Regions from separate parts of the Homo sapiens genome. Here region 1 is linked to region 2. Evidence: chromatin loops called from intact Hi-C (ENCODE). Cell type or tissue: endothelial cell of umbilical vein. All regions are shown on one strand.

The links. Hi-C counts contacts between places; a loop is a spot of excess contacts. Peaks named below come from ENCODE experiments on the same cell type or tissue, not always from the same donor. Only the 100,000 strongest peaks of a DNase experiment are listed, where the experiment ranks them.
Region 1: a loop joins it to region 2, with 2.0 times the contacts of the local background. A loop is called at or near these places in 2 of 110 quality-filtered maps.

The regions. Positions count from the first base shown.
Region 1 is chr10:16,773,406-16,781,405 of GRCh38, reverse strand. The region is part of intron 3 of RSU1 (Ras suppressor protein 1); the gene reads left to right. Among named protein-coding and RNA genes, the nearest start is that of RSU1, 40 kb to the left of the region's middle. RefSeq lists a silencer at 1,607-1,656. In endothelial cell of umbilical vein, a CTCF peak has its summit at 3,732 (motif pointing right); DNase peaks (open chromatin) are centred at 3,535 and 4,285; H3K27ac peaks cover 2,577 bases.
Region 2 is chr10:16,640,428-16,648,427 of GRCh38, reverse strand. The region is part of intron 8 of RSU1 (Ras suppressor protein 1); the gene reads left to right. Among named protein-coding and RNA genes, the nearest start is that of C1QL3, 120 kb to the right of the region's middle. In endothelial cell of umbilical vein, no CTCF peak of the experiment used is centred here; a DNase peak (open chromatin) is centred at 4,057; H3K27ac peaks cover 568 bases.

The sequences.
Region 1 (8,000 bases), 130 kb before region 2:
ATCTGCATTTTTCAAATTTTTGAGTCTGGCTTCCCCAAAAGAAAAATTCTGCTGGGTATCCATAGAGCCCCACAGTAGACGTATCTGCTTAGCATAGATGAATGCCTATTTTTATATGACTATCTTGTGTGCATGATGGGCCGTTTTCTTCGTAGAGCTGTGGCTTTAAAGATTTTAATGACAGGGACCCACGCTCCTTTCCCATTCCTAATGACTCAGTTCTTTTTGCTTGCCATTTTTCTTGCAGACTTGAATGATTTTCTAATCATGTGGCAAGAATTTGTGAAGGAGCTTTCCGAGTCCAGTGAAATTGAGCAGAATGTCATGTTGAGGGATTTGTGTCATGAATTTATGTGTGTATGTGCATTATATACAGCTTGAAGCGATGTCACAGAGCTGTTGATTATTGAGAATTAAGAGTGGCAGCAGGGTCCCCTCATGTGCAAGAAACAAGTGGATTAGTCGTTGTTAGCCAAAGCGTATATTTGTAAGGCAAAGGCAGAGTGACGGCACAGTTGTCACACTTAAGTAGTGGTGGCCACAGAAGCCAAAAGTGAGACCTACAAGTCATGTGTGGTCATTGTTGTAACAGGTAATTTATTGCCGGTTCCATTGTTTTTCTGGGAAATGGTCCCGTGGTCCACAGAGACCAGATTCTCAGTTCAGAAGGGATTCATGGTCTGTTTTGAAGCGTGGACCACGTGATTCCTAAATCCCCCAAGATTTGTGAGCAGTAATAACTGACATGTTCTGTTGTGTAGTTTAGTAAAGTATTTCTTAATTGCTAAGCTTACCATTGTTACAACAATGATACCTTGTTTTGCTTATCTTGTGCAAACCAGTTTACACAAGAAAGCAAAACTGGCCAGGATCAGTGACCGATGCCTGTAATCCCAGCACTTAGGAAGGCTGAGGTAGGAGGATTGCTTGAGCCTAGGAGTTTGAGACCAGCCAAGGCAGCATACTGAGGCCCCCATCTCTACCAAAAATCAAAAAATTAACCGGACATAGTGGGTCCAGCACCTGTGGTCCCAGCTACTGAAGAGGCTGAGCCCAGTAGGTCGAGGTTGCAGTGAGCCATGATGACGACCCTGCTCTGCAGCCTGGACGACAGAGGTAGACCCTGTCTCCAACAGGAAGAAAGCAAAACCTTTATTTCTATTATATCATTCATTGATCTCTTCTTTAAAAACATCTTTCAGATCACTGTAGTTTATTTCTTTTTACATCTTCACAAAGATAGAAATCTCAGGAGTCAATGGATCAGTTTCTTCCTCCAGGCATTATAATATTAGGTTAATTTAGAGGAGCATATTTATATGTGGAGTTACATTGTGTTGGCCATTCAGGAGACTGACTGTGAAAGAATCCAAACTTTATATTTCTGCCTTGCCAGTTTTTTTTTCCTTTTCTTCACTCCATTTGAGACACTCTTGACCTAATCCAGTAAACTCTAATTAATAGTCTTGGTAAATTCTGTTTCAAGCCATCCTGAGTAGCGTCACTGACACCCGATCTGTTTCAGTAAGGTCAAATTAGCATCCTTTACTATTTTTCTGGCATTTAAATGAATGACTTTGCTATGGTTTTTCAAGTGTTTATAGTAAATATGTCCATTTGATGGAAATATAAATATGCATTAAGTGTAAGTGGCTAGGCACACCCTGCTGTCACTTTTTATGGTAATCAGTGTCTTTCACTTTCTGTTGTTTTTAATAGGGACCAGCTGACAACGCCACATTAAAACCACAGGGACTCAAAAGATAACTCCCCCACCCCCTCACCCGGCACTGCTTTTATCTTGCAAAAGTATTCATGTTTTTCTCTTAGTATGCCAATTACACCGTTCTCTGACATTTCCACTTATGTACTCATGGAAGGAATGAATGGTTTACTCAAACTGGGACATTGATTTGGGGACACTGTTGACTCCACTGACTTAAGATCTACAGGGTTATTGAAACAGTGTGGCACGTGGTTGACTTGCCTTTTCTTGCCAGTGGTTTTGGCCTTGACATGTCTACCCAGGGCAGTAAAAGTGAGGCGACAAGGAAGCTGAAAGTGGGATCTGTGATTCTGAAATTCCTCAAGAATCTGGGAGCAGAAATTCCTGAACTTTTAAATACTGCAGTTCATAAAAATATTAATGTATTGTCAAGCTAATTGCTGTTAATGCTCCAAGACTATTATGGTGCCCCTATTTGAATTTAAACCTGGGAGCTTGGGGCAGCGTTGATGGGTTTTTGAAGTCAGCGGGGGACTTAATCTGTCTGTAGCAACTTTCCTAGATATGTATATATGCATGATGTGTTTAAGGAGACGGGAAGAATAGTTGCAAGTGAATTTTTTTCTTCTGCCTTTTTGCTATGAATGGGCAGGTACTAACTTTGAATGCAACAAAGTCATTGGCAAAGTCAGAATGCAAAGCCATCCTGGCCCAATGGGAAGAGTTTCAGATTGAAGATCCTTTCGGAAATAATGCTTTCTTTGAGCACCTGCCTGTGATGCAGTACGCACCTGGCAGAAGGCTGGCTTACTCTCATGCACTCACTGCCCCTCTCTGCCTTTCAGAAACTGCCCTAATCTGCCCCACATCCCATGCCAGCCTCTCCTCTCCATTTGCTGCTCTAGGAAGATGGATCATCTTCTGTCCCCCCGTAGCCCTGCCTCTGGGCCCAGGATCTACTCTTGCCTGCCTCTCCTCCTCCCTCCTCCTCTCTACCAGCCTCTCCCCATCCTCCCCTGGGGGCCCCCTGGCTGGTCTGGCCCATCTGAAGCCTTTCCTCCCCAAACTCTCTTGCATGTAGACTCTTTAACTCTAGCATGGCATTCCCTGTCCTTCTCTTCCTTTGTGTTTTTTTTCTCTCTCCAAATAGATGGTCAGCTTTTGTGGAAGCATGGATCATTTCATATTCTTCCTGAATGCCTGTGACTGGGCCCTTAGTGGCTTCGCAGTAATTACCTGTATAAACCGAGTGTTCATTGCTCCCAGGAGGTATGTGAATGACAGGGAAGGGCAGAGAGGAAACTGCTGGCTGGAGAGAAAGTGGGGAACATTGGGATCAGATGGTTTCTTTGGGATTAACTGGTATAGGGACTTGAGTAGATGTGGCTGCCACAGACTTCTGTTTCTTACTCGTTGTGTGCTCATTTCAAACATGGTAGAGCGTGATGCTCTAAAGATACATGACCTTCAGCCTGGGCAACATAGCAAGACCCCATCTCTTAAAAAAAACATGAGCCAGGCATCTCAGCTACTGTGGAGGCTGTAGTGTGAGGATCACTTCAACCCAGGAGTTTGAGGCTGCAGTGAGCTGTGATTGTACTACTGCACTCCAGCCTGGGTGACAGGGCAAGACCCTATCTCAAAAAAAAAAAAAAAAAAAAGGTATATGACCTTATGTCCAATAAATGATGGCCATCTCATCTTTACAATCATAGAGCCAAGGAATGATGGGCTGTGATGTGTTACTCAGGCACACAAAGGACTCGCAGCCAGGGAAACTGTTTTCATGACCGCTCAGATGCGTGGGAAGGCAGCAATAATGCCGAAGGTCATCTTCCTGTGTTTCTTTGCTTTTCCTTCCTGCCCCTGGCCTCTGTGGTTACCCTCCCTTTCAAGCCACTGTCAGCTGAGTCTTTTTTAGTCTGCTCCTTAATCCAATCCCTAGGTTTTATGGTGTTTTGGAAGTGTGAGCTTTGTAAATGCTTTCCTACTTGTTTTTTGTTTTTAAAAAGGAGTTTCTTTTGGGGACAACCATTTTAAGACTTGTCCACTAGAGGTCACTGTTGAGACACATATGTCTCCTCCAGGTTTTGTACCTAAAGATTAGAAACCACCTTTGTTGTGAGAATAAATTTTGTGCAGGCTCTCCGGCCCTGCACCACAGGGCATGTTGCTATTGCTGCTTACACAGTGCAGTTTTTACCACATTTAAGGTAAATCCTTATAGAAGGAGGTATGCTGTGTTTTTTGTTCTCCTACCATGAAAATATTCAGTTTCACGTATCATTTTTTAGTGTTTATTATGGCTACTTTCTCAAATTAGAAACATTTCTCTTCCTCCAATATCCTTACGTTGAAAGAATTATACTGCTTTCCATAGTATTTTGTATTGGGCATATTTGAGTTTTTTTTTTTAATCTGTGGAAGAAAGTTTGAAGTATTTATGTAACCAGATTTTAATTCAAAAATAACTGTAAAAATCAGGAAAATGTGTATTTTGTGCATATTTATGCTGATTCGTATACTGCTCAATTCCATTGTGTTGGGGAGAATATGAAATGAATGTACAACAGGAAATGAATTGCATTCTGTAGCAGTGATAAAACAAGCTCTGGGCATTACGTTTTTAAGTGAAGTTTTCCTTAAGTTTTAAAAAAATTTTATTCCAACAGCAAAACCCACACGTAAACATTGCAAGCTACTACTGCACTCCAGCCTGGGTGACAGGGCAAGACCCTATCTCAAAAAAAAAATTAAAAAAAAATAAAAATATGACCTTATGTCCAGTAAATGATGGCCATCTCATCTTTACAATCATAGAGCCAAGGAATGATGGGCTTAAATACGGCAGTAGTTTTTTTTTTTTTTTTTAAATTTTGTGACCCATGTGTGTTGAGGATTAGACATTCGTCATTTTGTGCAAGAAATAACCAAGGATATCTTTTTGCTCTGTGCAAACATTGAGGAGCCGACATTTATGTAAAACTTTTCAAAAGTGTGGGTCTCTGAATGTAATTGTTTAGTTTTATACTTTTAACTGCCATGTAAAACCTTTTCCTGAGGTATTGGCAGTTTTGCCTACAATTTCAGGTCTTCACTGTGACCATATCTCATCATTTAATGCATCGGAAATGGCCAGGCAGGTAGTAAACCTAAGTTTTATGGCAAAATGTGGGTTTTTTTTTTTTAATATACACTATTTCCTATTAGTTACAGCTTATGTATGAATTTAGAATTATAACAAACAAGAAATACTAAGATACCTTCTTTGGTGGTTTCAATAATTTATTTATCAAAGATAATATTCTAAGTACATAGAATTTAATACTTTTAAATTTTATGCAGATGTATACATTGATTATCTACCATAAGTCATATTATAAACAAATTAAGCAGCATATTTCACATGAAAATACTGCATTCTTAAAATTTGTAGATCCAATTATAATGAAGAAAATTTAGCAGTTTTTAAAAAGCATAATACATTGAAACCTTTTTATGCAGACATAATAGATTGCTGGGATGATTGAGAAGAATTAACTGTCTGAATTCCTGAGGACGACCTTCACCACTCTTCTCAGACCTTGCTGTTCTTAAGTCTGTAGTTATTCCCTCCTTCATAGATTATTTGTCATGCTTTATGCAAAAGTTCTTGTGCATGGCTTGTATGAAATTAAACCATGAGGGGGGAATATGTAAAATAAATGGTCTCTGTGTCATGAATTTATCTTGTGACAATATCAAAACAACTTGCTGTTCGCATTTTAACAGAGTGTAAATGTGTTTATAATACAGAGGCTTTGATCAATAACTTATTTTTTTAAATTACTGCACATTTATCAGTTTGCTTCTCTGCCATCATTAAAAGATGAGAGTTAAAAAAATATGCATAGTATCTTTGAGTCTAACAGCTATTAATTAAACAATATCTATCTGATGGTACCGGTAGTCAGGTTACCATAAAAAAGCACTGGCAGTTGGGCATGTGTTGCGATTTTTTGGCTGTAGTGAGTGAGCACCTGAGATCATGCTATGGGAGGGTCTGTTGACCCAGGAACCCAGAACCAGTGCAGCCAAGGCCAGCGAATGAAGTCGAAGACGTGTCCTGCCGGTGGCATCTAATCTGTCCTCAGCTTGTAGACTGTGGCCACCCCCCACCCCCATTCCTTTTGTTGTCAGCCCCACCAACCAAAATGTACCTGTTCTAGAATCCTTTTTCTAGAGGTCCTGTTTTGTGCTAAGCGGAAGCCAGCTAACGTGCTAATTCCTCCACAATATATTTTTAAATGGAACCACCCCAATCGTGAGAACTTCAGAACGGTGGCAGGCTGTGGAGAAAATAAGACGGGGGAGTGTAAGCCTGTCACTTTCCAACTCATAATTAGCCCATGTGCGGGGCTGATCCTGAAAAAGGTTTCTATTGCTATTGATGATAGAATGTCTATCAAACAGAATTGATTTAATAGCAAAATATTATACGTACATTTTCAGTTGATGCCCTCTCTCCTATATCACTTGATGTGTGTGTACATGTGAGTATGTGTGCAGAATGATAGAGGAGATACACTAAGAGGTGCAATACTTAGGTACATACATTCTTGTAGAGCATCTCTTCTCTTTTTTTATGTTTTTATTTTTTAGAGATAGTGTTTTTATCACCCAGGTTGGAGTACAGTGGCACAATCCTAGCTCACTGTAACCTGAAACTCCTGGGCTCAAGCAAGCCTCCTAGATAGATGTGCACCACCACGCCTGGCTAATTTGCCCAGGCTGGACTCAAACTCCTGGGCTCAAGTGGTCCTCCTGCCTTGGCCTCCAAAAGTACCAGAAATACAGGCCACTGTGAGCCCCTGTGCCCAGCCTTCTTAACTTTTCTTAAGTCACTGATCTTTTTAAATAATAGAGTGAAAACTACAACCCTGATCTGTAGAGAAGTGCACGTGATGGTTGTAATTCCAGCAGAGGCTTGTGGATCCCATTGTGTTCATCCATGAATTCTTTAGAGGTCCATGCAGCTCAGATTTAGAAACTCCAGAATCGGATGAAGATAACACTAGTATGTTTGCATGCAGTGTGGACATAGGGATGCTATTTTTTTGTTTGTTTGTTTGAGACAGGATCTCACTCTGTCACCCAGGTTGGAATGCGGTGGCGTGATTTCGGCTCACTGCAACCTCCATCTCCCGAGTTCAAGCGATTCTTCTGCCTCAGCCTCCCTAGTAGCTGGGACTACAGGTGTGCACTGCCATGCCCAGCTAGTTTTTGTTTTTAGTAGAGACGGGTTTCACCATGTTGGCCAGGCTGGTCTTGAACTCCTGGCCTCAAGCAATCTGCTTGCCTCGGCCTAGTGATGCTATTTCTTAAAGGAGATGCTCCTTGGAGATTTGTATAAAACTTTAGATGATTTTTAATGCATCACAGAACTCATTCTTGATGACTTTTTAAAAAATATTGATAAGTGCCATCTTATTAATCTGCTTAAATTTACATTTTGTTAAATAAGAATTTGCAATCCTGTAGCTCCCAGGGTTGAACAGAACGTGTGTGGGCATATGGGCATATGCAGTTTTTTTTTTTTTTAACGGAATACCTTTCCCATTTCCATTTTTCTTTCTGTTCATCAGTCAGCCTCATAGACCAAAACCACTCAGATACAATTGATAACCAGTAACAAACTCATTGACCTTGCGTTTTGCTGTTTTCAGTCTGAACCCTCTTTTGTCTAATTTTTTGCTGGTTCTTTAGCTTTTTTCCCCTGCCTATCTATTCTTTGTTCTAGTCACCTGATTTTTTTAAAAAAACTGATGTTCCTACCCCTTTCTCTGAATTTGGCTTATCCTTCAGAAAGTTGAGATGAATGCTCATCTTTCTCTGTGAAGCCCTCCTTTTCATCCAACTGAACCAGCACTGTGTGGAAAGAAATACAAGGCACCCCACAGCCTGTGGGACCATCAAGAACAACACCTATATAATAACTTCAGCAGGAAGTGAAAGAGAAAAGAGTGAATTTGTTGAACCCCCACTCTGTATTACGTGGAGGAGGCAGGTGTAAAGTGATTAAGTGACCAGAATGAGGAGGCGACAGAGCTTTCTGTACAGCTTCCAAGTGGCTGCTCCGCCGTGTCCCCTGCTGCCTCTGCAAGTGATCTGTGTGTGCACTTGACGTCCCGTTAGGTCAGTGTAGGAGCTCCATGGACGAAGCGTTCCTGTGGCTCTGGATCCTTACTCCTTCCAGTCGAAGAACGGGAGAATTCCTAAGGTTAAAAGCCATAGT
Region 2 (8,000 bases):
CTCTGCCCAGAGTCAGCACATTAGCATTTGAGAAATCAGGTTATCTGACTTTGGTTGATTGAGCTGCCTTTGAACTGCCTTAGTTTCCCCAAAATGATCATTCTTTGTGAGATGGAAGACAAAAGTGATTCAAAGACACTTCATTCAGAAGAAAGCACGTAACGCTAGGTGTGGAGGCTAGTGCCTGTAATCCCAGCACTTTAGGAAGTGGAGGCAGGAGGATGGCTTGAGCCCAGGAGTTCAAGACCAGCCTAGGCAACATAGTGAGACCTAGTCTCTTAAAAAAAAAAAAAAATTTTTTTTTTTTTTAAATTAGCCAGGCACAATGGCTCATGACTGTAGTCTCAGCTACTTGGGAGGCTGAGGTAGGAGGATTGCTTAAACCCAGCAGGTCAAGGCTGCAGTGAGCCCTGAGCAGGCCACCACACTCCAGCCTGGGTGACAGAGCAAAACCTTGTCTCAAAGAAAAACAAGAAAAAGAAGAAAGCACACAGTTTAGCAGTCATCCCAATTCCTGCCTATGTGCCAGTCAAAGAATAGTCAGATGCCAAAGAGCTCATGTGGTGGTGGAGTTTTTTTTAAATAGCTTTATTGAGATAAAATTCACATCCCATACAATTCACTCATTCAAAATGTGCACTTCAGTAGCTTTTTATATATTCATACAGTTAGCATTCATCCCTACAGTCAATTATAGAACATTTTATAATCCCCCCAGAAGATGCCACAACCCTTAGCATCACCGCCAACTTCTCTTCCCCCAGCCCTTGGCAACCACTCATCTACTCTCTGTCTCTCTACATTTGCCTGTTCTGGACATTTCATATAAATGGAGTCATACCATATGTTAGTACTTAATTCCTTTTTATGTCTGAATAACATCATACTATATGGTTTTACCATGTTTCTTTGTCCATTCACAAATTGATGGATATTTGGGTTATTCTGGCTATTATGAGTAATGCTTCTGTGAACATTTCCGTACAAGTTTTTGCATGGACATACGTTTTCATTTGTCTTGGGCGTGTACCTAGGAGTGGAATTGCCGGGTCAAATGGTAACTATGTTTAACCGTTTGAGGAGCAGCCAGACTCTTTTCCAAAGCACCTGCAACCACTTTACATACCTATCCACAATGTGTGAAAGTTCCAGTACGGGCTGGGCGCGGTGGCTCACACCAGTAATCCCAACACTTTGGGAGGCCGAGGCGTGTAGATCACGAGGTCAGGAGATTGAGGCTATCCTGGCCAACATGGTGAAACTCCATCTCTACTTAAAATATAAAAAATGAGCTGGGTGCATTGGCACGCATATGTTAGCTACTCAGGAGGCTGAGGCAGGAGAATCGCTTGAACCTGGGAGGCGGAGGTTGCAGTGAGCCGAGATCACACCACTGCACTCCAGCCTGGAGACAGAGAGAGACTCCATCTCAAAAAAAAAAAAAAAAGTTGCAGTACCTCCACATCCTGGCCAACACATGTTACCATCTGACATTTTGGTTCCAGCCCCATTTCACACCCACTGGTATGAAATGCTATCTCATTGTGGTTTTGGTTTGCGTGTTGATTCCAGCCTCATTTCACACCAGTGTGATGTCTCGTTGTGGTTTTGATTTGCATTTCCCTAACGGCTTTGATGCTGGACATCTTATCCATGTGCTTACTCACATATTTTAATATTATTAGTTACAATGCCTTGCAAGCTAATGCTTGCCACCATGGTATCTTTGAGACTGTTACTCAGAAGTATTGACTGACATGTGCCATGTAGTAACCCCTGGAGCTGGAAGGAGCTTGAGGCCCTGCCTCGGTGACATACAGGGTAGGAGGAAGGAAAAAAACACTTTAAATATATGAAATAAAGTGTTCGGGGAGCTACGATGGAAGTGTGTGCGGGGACCAATGGGAACATCAGGGTGGAAGGGTTTGATTCTGCTGGAGAGAAGGGACTTGATCGGGGCAAAAGAGTCAGAGAGGAGGTGATGGTTCATCTGTAAACAATGATGTTTCAGTCATTGAACCAAGAAGGAGGATACCAGGATGAATAAACCACGGCTCCTGACTGTACGGATAGTGAGCAGGGGCTGTTTTGAGTCTTGATTCTTGACAGTTAAGATGTTTGAGGCCACAGTTGAACACAGCGTTCCTGACCTGGTGTCTTTCTCCTTTACTGAAACCCTCCCAAATGGGGAACGGGCTTTCTCCTATCACTCAGAAGGGGTGGGATATCACAAAACACCAGAATGAGAGCTGTGCCCAGTGGTTCCAGAAACTGCTTTCTTGCTGTTGCTTTTGTTGTAGTTGTGGTTTCTGTTTTGAATGCACATTTATATATGTATGTGTGTGTGTGTGTGTGTGTGTGTGTGTATATATATATACACATATATGTATATACACATATATATACACATATATGTATATACACATATATATACACATATATGTATATACACATATATATACACATATATGTATATACACATATATATACACATATGTGTATATACACATATATATACATATATGTGTATATACATATATGTATATACACATATATGTATATATACGTATATATTTTAAAACCTTCTAGACAAAATGTGACTTGTTTTTGTTGTTTTTTTTGTGACAGAGTCTCGCTCTGTCGTCCAGGCTGGAGTGCAGTGGCGTGATCTCGGCTTACTGCAACCTCCGCCTCCCGAGTTCAAGTGATTCTCCTGCCTCAGCCTCCCAAGTAGTTGGGATTACAGGTGTGCGCCACACGCCTGGCTAATTTTTGTGTTTTTAGTAGAGATGAGGTTTTGCCATGTTGCCCAGCCTGGTCCTGAACTCCTGAGCTCAAGCGATCCGCCCGCCTCAGCTTCCCAAAGTGCTGGGATTACAGCGTGAGCCACCGCACCCAGCCACATTGTGACTTGTAATCTTTGATTTATGAGAGATGAAGTGACTATCCTAGGTCTGTTGCATACATGAAAGAAATTTTTTCTTTTGGAAAAGTTTATTTTCCAATGAAATGTTTGGATTTTCAGGATTTTTCATTATTATGATTCATTCTTTTTCTGATATCTTCTATGACATTTTGGAGGAAAAGATGAGCTTTTGGGAAACATGCAAACAAACAAAACCACCTTTGGTACTAAATCTCACCTAGAATGAATACTTCTGCATTTTAAAAACTCTCCAAGATATGGTTTAAAAGATGAGAGTAGAAGTGACCTTCACCAACCTTGCTAGCCCAAATCCTTATTTATGTTTACGAAATTTGCAACTCTGACATGATATTTTAGAAAGCCATATAAAATGATTTTGCCCATTGGTTATGGTGTTTAATGGCTTAAGGAAAAATATATTTGTATCTTGAAACTTCTGGACCCATTCCAACAAGACTGCTTTTTCCCCCCTTTAAGATATATGAGGAAGCGTGTTGAGAAATCAGAGCTATTAAATATTATCATACAATTTCCTTGATTTCATTTTCTTGCAGATAAAATTAGACCAGGAATATAGGGTTTTCTGGAATGCTTTCATGAAAAAATAGGTGATTGCAGAAATGCCATGAAATAATTAAATCTCAATTATTTGTACTGGTGTTTTCTTAAATGTAATTTAACCTGTCACAATACACATTTTTGCTTATCAGATCACTTTTATTAATAGGATTGAGAAAATGTTCACTCTTACTTCCTCCTGCTATGAATATTGCTCTCCTGTTCACCATAAATATTCCCTTTCCTTTTCTTCTTTCTGCAGATCCATTTAGCGGGCAAAATCAGAACACTGCGCTATGTGTGGCAGTTAATGCCACAGGTCTGGGAGACCCAGAGCCTGGTTTCTGTTCTAGAGTCACTACTTTTTAGCTGTATGACCTTGAGCAAGACCTTTAAGTTCTCTTAGGGCTCAATTTCCTCTTCCGTAACATGTAAAGTCTGTTATAGCACATATATCCAAGCACTACTTTGAAGAATAATAAGATAGTGCAGAAAAACACACACAGCCAGGTATCTGGCACGTGGGAAATGCCACTCACGTAATGTGTAATCACCGTATTTGTGGTTATGTCTCCTTAGGGTAGGAAAGGGGAGTGTTTAAATTCAGATCCCTCAGACTATCGAGAAACATGTTTGTTGTGGAGATGACTCACTTTGAAAACATGAACTTCCTATATAATTTGTAAGTCATTTTCATTGGGGAGCATAGTAGTGAGTTGTAGATAGGAATTGCCTCAGCTTATAGTTATTGACAGCTTTGCAGGTGCCAAATACAGCTCTAGGGACTATATAATCACTCTTCAGTAACCATAGGGGATTGGTTCTAGGACCCCCCCCCACCACCCTCTGCCCACCTTACAATACCAAAATCTGCAGATGCTTAAGTCCCTGAAATAAAATGGTGTATTTGCATGTAACCTATGCACATCCTCCCCTATACTTGAAATCATCTCTGGATTACTTGTAATACCCAATATGATGTCAACGTTATGTAAATAGTTGTTACACTGTATTGGTTAGAGAATAATGACAAGTTTTTTTAAAAAAAAAAATCTTCACTTGTTCAGTACAGACGCAGCCATCCATTGTTTTTTCTTTGAGTATTTTTTTTATTTGGAGTTGACTGGGCTTGCAGACATGAAGGGCTGAATATACTTGCATTCTCTACTTTAGCCTTAACAGCGACCCTTTAAGGCAGGTGCTCTTAGTATGCGCATTTGGAGAACCATGTTCCAAGTCTGTTATGTAGATTTGGAAACTGAGACACAGAAAAGTTAGCTAACTTTCCCAAGATCACAGAGTTAATAAAGGCAGATAGGTAACTCTATGGGCTGTTTTGCATACTGCTCACTTTATGTTATGTGAGTGAGAGTGAATATGAAATACAAGGTGTTTGTCATTTTAATTCTTGGAAGGAGGAGAAGTAAGGCAATAAGAGTTCCAATATACTTGTTTCTAACCTAATTTTGTATGTAATATATAATTTATATATTTTAAGTCATGCATTCATTATTATAAATAAAGCTTCTGCCCACAAAGTACTAAGTTAATAATCTAGCCAATTTTTTAATGTATGAGCATTATTTATGTACTGAAAATAACTTTTACATCTTCAAAGTATCTACTAGGAATCATTGAAGCAAAGGGTAGCTATCATTTTTAAGGCAATGATGGTATTTCATGTCTCAGTAACAGATCACATCTTCCATGCTCTTCTATAAATTGTTATTTATGTGTTTGAAGTCATCCAGACAAATCCATATCACCCCCATAGCTGGGCATTACTGAGTTCATATACTGTATTATGATTATTAAATAAACTAGTTCTGTACAGATTCACAACTGTCCTTCAAGGTGATATCTCTACATAGCCGTGCTGTTTTACAAATCCCATCATTATGAAAATATTAATTTTTTTTGTCTCCTAAGTAAAGTAAGCAGTAAACACTTGTACTTATCAAAAAGGACTTGTTAACATTTCACCTCTTAAAATTAACATTTTAATTATAAGCATTGGTAGTTTTTTGTTTTGACTTGTTATTTAAAGAATAAGCATGAAATTTTACTGTACATAAATTATACTTCAATAAACCTGGCTTTTAGAAGGCAAAGGAATGCATAACTATTGGAAAGGTTGAGACTGGCGAAGAAGTATGCATAAATTCAAAACGGAATTTACAAGGATTTTGTTTGATGCGGTGGTTAGTCTTTTGGAAATAGGTTTAAGATTAGTGCTTTTACATACATAATATATGATTTCAGGGTCCATTTAGAGAATATTTATCTGTATGACTAGAAGAGAATGTTACAAATTGAATTTTAAGAATAATGCTCTAATTTTACATAACGCCAAGCATGATGTTTCTTTGTTTACCTACCATATTAAAAGACATGCCATCCTGGATATCATTAATGGCCAAAAAACTTAAGACGAAAGTGGCTCTTCCCCCAGCATGCAGCAGACAGTCTATGAAAAATCACTGATAGGAAAGGTTAGAGACTCAAAAATCTATCACTGGTAATAGATTCCTATTGCTAACCAGAGTCCAAGGTGAGAAGCTGGCATTGGTGCAGTTTCTGCCTGCAAGATGCCCTCTGTGGGTCTCCGCAGAGCAGCACGTTGTTTTTCTACAGCTTCTCTGGATTATCCTGTTTGGTTTTGCATACATTTATTACCATGTCCCTTGCCTCTTTTCCTCCTCCCTACCTGCCTGCCTTAGCTCATCTCACTGTTTTTTTCAGTAACGTTATTACAGAGAAAGTGGATTTCAGTATTCCTCTCTATCAGGTGATGCGTCAGGTGACAGAGAAAATCAGAATCAGACTGAAATCAGACTGCTGCCTGTTATCAATTCCATCTCTGTTTCCATATCCTAAAAAAATCAAGAGCAGCAGGATGTTTTTATAAACCTGTAATACCAAGTTTATGAAAGTTAGCTGAATCTTAGATTGTCAGCGCTAAAAGGAATCCTGTGGGACACTTTTCACACTTGGAGCAGCCAGCTTGTCAGAGGGTCCTGGGCCAGGTTCCAGGCCCTGCTGCCCGCTCTGCTACATGGATCAGGTTTCTGATGCCTTACCCTGCTCAGAGCCAAACTGTACAACCCAGCCCGTGCCTTCCTGCTCTCCTGCCTGGATGGGAAGTCGGTCTGCTGTGAAAGTGGGCACGACTGCTACTGGATGTGAACCTGGGATGAATATCCCTGGGTAGTAGCAGAAGTTGAAGAATTACCCAGGCTTTCAGGCTCCAAGTCACATTCTGGGAAGGCAGGGGCTGTTGTTGGCAATGGAAATCTGGCCTGAGAGTTTCAGAGAGCCAGGTTCATTAATGGGCCCACCCAAGCCCTGGCTGTGTGCTTGTCCTAATAAAGATGTACTTACAACAACCAATTCCATATGCAGATGTGAGTGTGGGTGTGTGAATAACCTTTTTAATTTTTTTTTTTTTTTTTGAGATAAAGTCTCACCCTGTTGCCCACGCTGGAGTGCAGTGGCACAGTCTCGGCTTACTGCAACCTCCGCCTCTTGGGTTCATACGAGTCTTCTGCCTCAGCCTCCCGAGTAGCTGGGACTACAGGTGCCTGTCACCACGCCCGGTTAATTTTTTGTATTTTTAGTAGAGATGGGTTTCCACCATGTTGGCCAGGCTGAAACTTTTTAAAGTCTTCAATCTGCTTTGAGGAAACAAACAACCTGAAAACATAACCAATTAGTTGGTGGACTGTAGTGTTGTCAGGTGATTCCATTTGTGATCCTAGAGCCTGAGTGTTTATTTTATTTCATTTTAAGTTCCAGGGTACATGGGCAGGAAGTGCAGGTTTGTTACATAGGTAAACGTGTGCCATGGTGGACTGCTGCACCTGTCAACCCATCACCTGAGTATTAAGCACAACATGCATTAGCTAGTTTTCCTGACGTAGAGCCTGACTTTAATGGTGGCCATGGTGGGAACAATGATACTACAAGCCTTCTTCCCTAATAATAATGCTGTGGGAGGACCCATTGTTCAATTCCATTCTTTCAGTCGCAGCATTGCCTCAGAACCTGTTTCATGTTTATGACAGGCCCTTGGCTAAGGGATTCAGTGGTGCCTGAAGACAGGGAGCTTCATAAATAGATGTAAGCTCAAAGCATGGTGAATCAGGCTGTGCTATGAGAGCTTGTAACAGGGGACCCAACAGCCAGCTGAACCCCTGAAGAGGGGCAGGAGCTAACCAGGTGAAGGAATGAGAAGGCAGGTACCATCCGGGTGTGAGCCTGGAAGGCATTCCCAGCAGAGAAAAGCACACATGCGAAGGCCCTGTGGCAGCAGGGGGTAAGGCCCATTTGAGAAATTGACTATGCTTGGAGTAGTCACCAGTGGTCCCAGGGAAGGTCAGAATGCAAGCAGGGGCTACCTTATTCCAGGCCCAGTGGCCCATGTTCAGGATTTTTATCCTCTAGTAGCAAATGTGAAAGGGCAGGGGTGTGATCAGATTGACTTTTTGAAAAGATTGCTTTAGACTCTGTGCATAGA